2 separate regions of the Homo sapiens genome follow, and region 2 is linked to region 1. The links are chromatin loops, found by intact Hi-C in ENCODE. Cell type or tissue: PC-3. All regions are shown on one strand.

Region 1 (4,000 bases):
GCCACTGCATTCCAGCCTGGGCAACAGAGTGAGACTGTGTCTCAAAAAACAAACAAACAAACAAACAAACAACAAAACAAAAAACAAAAAACAAATTGACCAAAATTATGTGAATGAATTATATTTTTTTGTAAACAATTATTACATATAAATCATAAAACTAGCAATACATCTCATAATAAAATGGAGGGAGATGATGATTATGGCTCTTTGATTAGGCTTTGGGGACTCTTATTTTCTGTTGGTTTTCATTCATCACTCCTGAGATTTTTGTACTGGGGAAAGGGGTGATAGGAAGAAGTGTCAGGAAGCCTCAGCTCTAGAAAGTAGAAAGCTGTAGAAAGTTCTGAGAAAATCTACGTATAGAAGTCAAGGTCTGGAAATGTATTCCTTACAATTATCTGTATAGTATACACTTCAGAGTATCCTTTCAGAGCTCCAGGATATGAGGGGGATCCAGGGGAAGATTTCTTTGCTGATTAACCAATCCAGAGACTTCTCTAGAATTCCAAAATTCCTTGGAAAGTCATCTAATATGCCTAAATCATTCCAAAGTAATAAATGTGTATATAGCACCTAGTTTTTTGAATTGTGTCTGGGTGCACTATGATATATAATAAATTATTTTGCAGATTTCCTGAAACTGCAGCAAGATCATTAAACCAGAACATTTATTGAATGACTACTGTTCGACAGGCACTGTGGTAGGCAGTTTTTAGGTATGCTTGATATGTGAAGATTGGAAATTACAAGACAGATAAATCAAGGCTGGATATTCAGATTGCAAAAGGCAGCTTTGCAAAAGAATTAGTCATAGAGTGTCTGTAAATAGAGTACTCTCAACTGCAATTTGAATTGCTCAATTTACAAAAATAATCAGTTTACAGAGAGTTGCTTAGGAATATTTTGACCACATAATGTCAGATGCACCTCTGTGCTTGAAGCAAGTGTTTATAAAGGCAGAAACATGTCTAAATATGATTGTAATCTTTAAAGAAGACCATTATGGGTGTTGGTTGGAGGCTCATTAGGGTCAATTGACGAGCCCTGGAAAACGGCACATGCTTGGAAGCGGAAACTGAGGTCAAACCTTTCTGTCTGTGTCACTTAACTTGGCACTAGCATGAATGAAAGGTAATTTACTCTGCAGATGTTTGGATGAAAAAACATTTTTTATGTAATGTTAGCTGTAAAATAATTTTTAAGCCAGAAGAAGCATTTCATTTAATCACTTCAGTATATTTAAGGTTTAGAACTCCTAGCGAGTGGAAAACCAACTGCTCACTGGTACATTCAACATTCCATATGTGTCATACTGGAGATTTGTGGCTGGAAACTGTGTTTTGAATAAAACCCAGTTGATTTTCAGGGTCATTTAGCCTTTGGATGGTAACTTGTTAAAAAATATAAAGCAAATCAGATCCTGGTTGCTACTTAGTGGCTTCACAACAGATGATATTTTCTACCTGCTTGTCTTTTAACACCCTCCCGACCCCATTCCACCCAGCAATACCAACGCCACATCTGGAAAGAAATTGCTGAGAAAATGCATTTCTGCTAAGCTACTCAGGAAGAGAACACCAGTGTATGCAATGCTGCACAAAAACTGTGCTAATATGGCCCAGTGTTTCCCATTTTTAAAAAATGACACTGTTGATATATAAAAAAAAGAAAGAATTATCTTGTTATATCCTACAGAGAAGCAAACTAAGTTTGCCAGTGATGACACAGTTTTCAAATGCTGAGTCACTTCCTATTGTCCCTTGCTGTGTATTTTGACTGTAAGAACCCAAGGCATCAGTGAGGGTGAGGAGGTTTGTTCCATCCTCTACAGGTGATAGATAATCCAGACTCTACTGGGGTCTCATCTGCAGCTGTTTTCAAGGACTACATGGAAACTGTTGAATGAGGGAATTGGGTGATGCCAGGGTTACAGCGAAAGGGTTTATATTTGTGCCTGATAGCTACAAGCTGGCTAATGCCCACAGTAGGAGGAACCAGTGGAAAACTGATGCATTATTCTTATGCTTGAAATGTCAACGTGGGGTTGCATAAACCTTCTTTACATTTATATCAGTTTAATTGACTTGGCTATCTAGTATGAAATGTAAGACTGGAGGAAATCATATGTATTTTTAAATTTCTGTTTGAATACCACAGTGGTTTTAATACAGAGCAATTATTTTTACCTCTTTAAAAAGAGTAATTAATGAATTTTCCTATTTTTATTGCTCATTGTCAGTCAATTTCACCCCTGGTGTTTGCATATGTTTAGATTATAGTCTTTTTGTAGAGAAATGAGGCAGCCTTATTAGGAAGAATATTTATATACTCAAGATGAAAAATCTCTTCTGCATACGGAAGCATCCCAATTTATAAACAGGTAGCTGAGACCTGTACAAATATAAATTGGTCCTCCTGTTTCTCTGCCCATGATTTTAACCAATTTGTGTTCAATTCTATGTCTATGAATACTTTGAAAGACTTACAGTTGTGGTAAAAGTTAGGAATTTTAGTTTGTGTTGAGTATTTTATTTTTGGAAAACAAGTGAGCTAGATTTTAATTTGAGTTTTTGCTGATTGACTCATTCTGGTTTTTTTTTTGTTTTTGTTGTTGCCCTTGGTGGCTGCAGGAGACATGGATAATTTCAGGCTGTCCTGAAATTTGCTTCTGTGTAACCTATCTAAAGAAGGCTTTTTTCTTACTGTGAACAGGGCTCGTCTGCCTGTTTGCTTAGGAATGCTTCCAGATATATCTGAGTTGTAGCATTAAAAAAAAAAACAAAACGAACAATAATGATCAAAGAAATAGATGAGTCAGAAGGAGCTTGCCCCACTGTTACAGACTGTCTGCCTGGATGCCATAAAGGGAGAAAAAGGGGCTGGGTGCAGTGGCTCACACCTGTAATCCCAGCACTTTGGGAGGCCCTGGCAGGCAGATCACGAGGTCAAGAGATCAAGACCATCCTGGCCAACATGGTGAAACCCCATCTCTACTAAAAATACGAAAATTAGCTGGGCGTGGTGGTGCACGCCTGTAGTCCCAGCTACTTGGGAGGCTGAGGCAGGAGAATCACTTGAACCTGGGAGGCGGAAGTTGCAGTGAGCCGAGATCGCACCACTGCACTCCAGCCTGGGCGACTCTGTCTCAAAAAAAAAAGCGGGGAGAAAAAGTAGACCCTTGCTGAGGCCACATGAAGTGCCAGGACAGAAGCTCTGCTGGTCCTCACCATCGCCCTTTGACTCAGGTGCTGTTGTTAATCCCATTTTACTTGTGAGGACATGGAACTTCAGAGAGGGTCACCGAAAACCTCCAGGTCATTCAGCTCAAATCAGAGCTTCATGTCCCTAACACTCTTAAGCATAAGCTGTGTTGCCTCTGAAGGAAGACAGTGCAGACAGAAGAGAAGAGCAGCTTAGACAGTGAACTTTGGATACCAGAGTGACGTAGCACTGGCAGGCGGGACTCTTGTGGGAGCCACATGGTAAATCAGTATATTCCTTCAGTGACCTGAGCAAATCATTTAATTTCCCGGACCCTCAATTTTTTTACGTTTCAAATGAGATAGTTGGGTAGGATGCTATCTGGACCTGGCAATATTCTCTAGGTACTTCCATGAGTTAAATGTTCAACCTGGAGTGCTGCAACTAGTTACTAGGAGTTGGAATTTTTAAATTTTAAGACAATTAATCAGTATACTTTATACTGCCCCACCCCATTTTGGGCACAAGGAAATTCCTATTATTGAACCTACTCTCTGGAAATTGCCTCCTGAAGACTAAACTTTTTAAGTTCTTTATAAGATTAGCTCATATTTAACTGATGGTTTCAGCATTTTGTTTTGATTTGAGGGTAACTTTACCAATGAAGGTAAAACCTTAACCTTATTTCCCTATCTGCCAGAATAAGGCAGAGGAAAACACACTTTGGGTATATATGGGCATCCTGCTTCAGTGGGAAGGATTTAATGAAATGGGCATAGTAGATATCAGTGTGATT
Region 2 (4,000 bases), 77 kb before region 1:
GCTCTGCTTTTTGTTTATTATTTCCTTTCTTCTACTTACTTTGGGTTTAATTTGCTCTTCATTTTCTAACTTCTTAAGGTGAAACGTAGGGCATTGATTTTAAACCTTCCATCTTTTCTAATATGAGCATTTAAGCTATACAACTCACTCTAAGCACTTTCTTTCTCTGTACATCCCTGTTGCCTCATCCATACCCCTATTGTTACCTAGTAAACCCGTAGGATGGATATGCTGGGGCAGGTGAATGAATGAATGAATGTAGCTGACCTGGTAGTTTAGATGGCTCTTCCTTCATCCTTGTTTCTTGCGTATGTGGTTCTCAGACAAAGGAATTCCATTTATAGGAGAAAAAGTCATTTCTGAAGTAAACAATTTGTGAATGGAGAAACCTGTGTTTAGAAAAAGTGTGGTACCTGTGAGGCTGGCCTGACACTTAAAGAGCATGATTCCACTGCTATGTTGGCTGAATTTTCTCTGAGCTTGCCCCACTCTGGTGTTTCCTTCACAGGCCAGGCTGTCCTTCTTGTTCATTATCCAAGGGGGTCAAGATGAAATTTCTCTCCCTTCAAGTCAGTTTTCACAATTGACCAGGCACGTTAAAGCTGAAACATGGGATTACCTTTCCTGTTTTCTCAGCAGCAGCTGGCATCCATTGCCATCAGAAGCAAGAGCTGCCCTCTGCTAATAGACTCTATACACTTGGACAGAGATGATTCATACTGCTAGGATTTCGAGCTCCTGGGTCTCTTGAGATGAAAACTCTCAGATGCATAGATTTTCTGGCTTTTGGCAACTCATTTAATGAGCAAATAATTCGGATGCTCTTTACCCCCGCAAGGAAATAGGGAATTCCCTGGGAAATTTAGTTTGGGACCCATCACTGTATAAATCATTTACAACAAACGTTGATCAGAAAATATAATTTCTTTATTCTCTTCCTTTTAAATTTATACCATTGGTATTGATTGCAAAACAAACAACAACCAAACAAACAAGCTAGGTGTAAGAGTTAAAGAAAGAGGAAAGAAACGTGAAAAGCAGCTCAATAGTCAAAGACAGGTTTATTTTGGAGAATAAACCTGAGAGGGGCTTCTGGCCAATTTGGTCAGGAGCACTCTCTCTTACAGACTAAGAGTATTTAGGGGTTCAGAGTGAGAGAGTTTATCACAGGCTCGGAATGTTTCTGTGTGGAGGAGAAGTTTATTGTGGGGTTGGAATGTCTCTGGTTGTAGGGGAGTTTATCTTGGGGCAGGCATGTCTCTGGTTGTGGAGGCGTTTGTCTTAGGGTTGGAATGCTTCTGGTTGGAGATGTCATTTGTAGTTTATGGTCATGCTGACATTAGCCATTAGGCTGATGTCCTTTGGGTTGGATTTCGGTGGCTTTTGATCAAGGGGAACTTTAAAATGTTGGTGCTTTTCCAAGAGGGCAATGCTCCTGCTCTGTCACTAGGCTGAGGAGAAACTAAACTTTGCCTTTAAATAATAGAGTATGATTGTAATAATAAAAATAGCCATAATATTACTTGAAGATGCATGATAATCATGTCCTTGGCACTGAGATAAATGCTTTACACACTTATTTAATTTTTATTAACTCCTCTGGGATAGGTGCTATAATATTATTGCCTCCATTTTATGGGTGAGAAAACTGAGTCTTAGATAATCATAAGTAACTTTCCAAGGTCAGGAAATGATGGGGCTTGGTTCAATTGAGGTCAATTTGACTTTTGGCCCCAATCTCTTAACTCTTATGCTACCTTGCCTCTGTATTTAACTTTGGAGGTATTGGGATATAGTGACAAAGGTGGGATTATGACTTAGTGTTTACATTAAAGTTCACATCAGTACTGTTTGGAGGTTTGGTTAATTCCTGTTTAGATTTTTTGTGCATTTGAAGCCAAGCATGACTGGGAGCTACCATGAACACACCTTGGGGAGAAAAGGAAAATAATTTTTGTAGAGAATGGGGACCTCAGTGAAAACTGTGCCAAGGAATAGGATCTCCAAATCGCTCAGCCTCTTTTTTCACTGCTAAGGGGAATCCATCCACCAGATTGGCATCTTTGTCCGAGGCACAAATCTGTGCAGCACAAATCAGCTTTTCTTCATTCTTGTGAGATTTATGGGATGTGGCTTCTGATTGAGCCATAATGGGTAGGGGGAGTGGGGGATGTGAGTAGGGGAGAGGGTAACCAGAAGCTCCAGCCCATCTGTTGGGCCACAAGAGGGCTTAATTTCTTCCTCATTTTGCTTTTAGAAGTTCATGAAGGAAACCTGTTTTTCCAGTTCTTTGCTCATGTTGTCTCTCTGCTCTTTCCAGTAAGGGGTTGATATCCAGGTGCTGTATGCTGGTTTGACTGTGACACACAGTAAAAAAATACACTTTACATTATGCGTGCAAACACACACACACACACACACACACACACACAGTCTCTCATCTTACTACCACTGATTAAGTCTAATTTTCCTATTCTATTTTATTAACATAAAATTGTTGGCTATAACCCAGTAAGCTGATTTTATTATCTACTGATAGAGAGCAGTCCATAATTTGAAAATTACTGATAATGGTTGGTGGGAGTAGAGTATCAGAGCATAAGCTATATCCTTTTGGGGATGAATTTAAATGTCCAGGTCTAATCTGGACATATATTAATGCATATAAGTACGTTAATAAATCAGGGTACTGTTTTTGTTTTCTGGAGATAACTCAATATCCTTCCAGGGGTCTTTGGGTTTTCCTCCAACCTGAATTAGAAGCAAGCCATGACAATTTCTCTCTTGGGTCTGTGGGTCAAGTCAAAGGAGGTAGCCAACAGAGAGAGAACCTGGTGGAGTTTCAAGGTGACAGTTCAGGGTCCCCTATTTGTCTCAGTGGTTCAGGGTGAAGATACAAGGTCAGGAAGCTGACTGTGCTCGGGAACCACTTCTTGAAAATCTGTATTCTTTAGAGTTTTGCAGTAGATAACAGCAATAATGGAAAACAGGTTTTTTTGTTTTTTGTTTTTTTGCCAAGGTACTGACTGAAGGAAGGACATTTATCCCCTTAATAACAAAGGGAATTGCGCTCCTTTGATGCTCAGAGTGGCATGAAATATATTCCATATACATTCTTCAACATGCTTTCCAGACTGTAAGTTCATTAAAACTACTGAATGAATTCCAGGGTGAGGAAGATTAAGCTGTAATTTACTATATTTCATGGCTCGCTTCTCCCTTTTCTTTGAGCCCATTCATCTGTGGATGAGTCACAAAGAGATAGCAAATGCACCACAGAGCATCACGCCTCTAGGACAGCTTTGGGAACTAACAATTGATTCTGCTAGGATGCCATCAAGAGAGAGTCTGCCCCTTCCCTTCTGCCTTGCCCTGCCTGGGGATTCAGCCCTCCTTTCATCCTGGGAAGGTCTTACTCCGTCAGCTGATCTCAGCTGAAGATTAGTTTTGAGAAGTCACCTTCTGAATTATTGTGTTGGTAAGAGAGCTTGTGATCTCCAGTTCATGGTCTGGTCTTTCCCCATCTCCAGCTCTCTGCTCACTTGTTAGTCTTTCCTTGTGTACCCGAGCTTTGCTGCTGCATTACTCACAGGAACCTTACAAACAGCACTTCTCAAAAAGTTTAATGTGATCATCTGGGGATGTTTTTAAAACGTGGATTCTGATCCCGCAGAGCTGGGATGGGGCCTGAGATTCTGCATGTCTAACGGTTACTGATGCCCTGGTTCTTGGCCATTCTTTGGGGAGGGAGGCTCCACAGGTTGGTGCATAGGTGTGGAGAGGGCACTGTCTGTGTGCACAGCCCTCATTTTCATAAGACCCGGCATGTGACCATAAGATGGTAGGTTTTTATCTATAATAATAGAAGCAGGAATCACGATTCCTTCTTGGTAGAGCTGATATTTTCTCTCTAGTCCAGTCACTTTTCTCTTTGCATTCATCTTGTATTTACATGTGCCTTTTGGGAATCAGTGTTCCTGTCAGTGGCTGTCTCCACACA

The links. A loop is a pair of places that touch in the nucleus more often than their neighbours do. Peaks named below come from ENCODE experiments on the same cell type or tissue, not always from the same donor. Only the 100,000 strongest peaks of a DNase experiment are listed, where the experiment ranks them.
Region 2: a loop joins it to region 1, with 2.2 times the contacts of the local background. A loop is called at or near these places in 1 of 110 quality-filtered maps.

Annotation. Positions count from the first base shown.
Region 1 is chr7:31,955,272-31,959,271 of GRCh38, reverse strand. All of the region lies in intron 2 of PDE1C (phosphodiesterase 1C), which reads left to right. Among named protein-coding and RNA genes, the nearest start is that of PDE1C, 110 kb to the left of the region's middle. In PC-3, no CTCF peak of the experiment used is centred here; a DNase peak (open chromatin) is centred at 1,761; H3K27ac peaks cover 2,596 bases.
Region 2 is chr7:32,032,487-32,036,486 of GRCh38, reverse strand. The region is part of intron 2 of PDE1C (phosphodiesterase 1C); the gene reads left to right. Among named protein-coding and RNA genes, the nearest start is that of PDE1C, 36 kb to the left of the region's middle. In PC-3, CTCF peaks have their summits at 1,989 and 2,188 (motif pointing right); a DNase peak (open chromatin) is centred at 2,286; H3K27ac peaks cover 853 bases.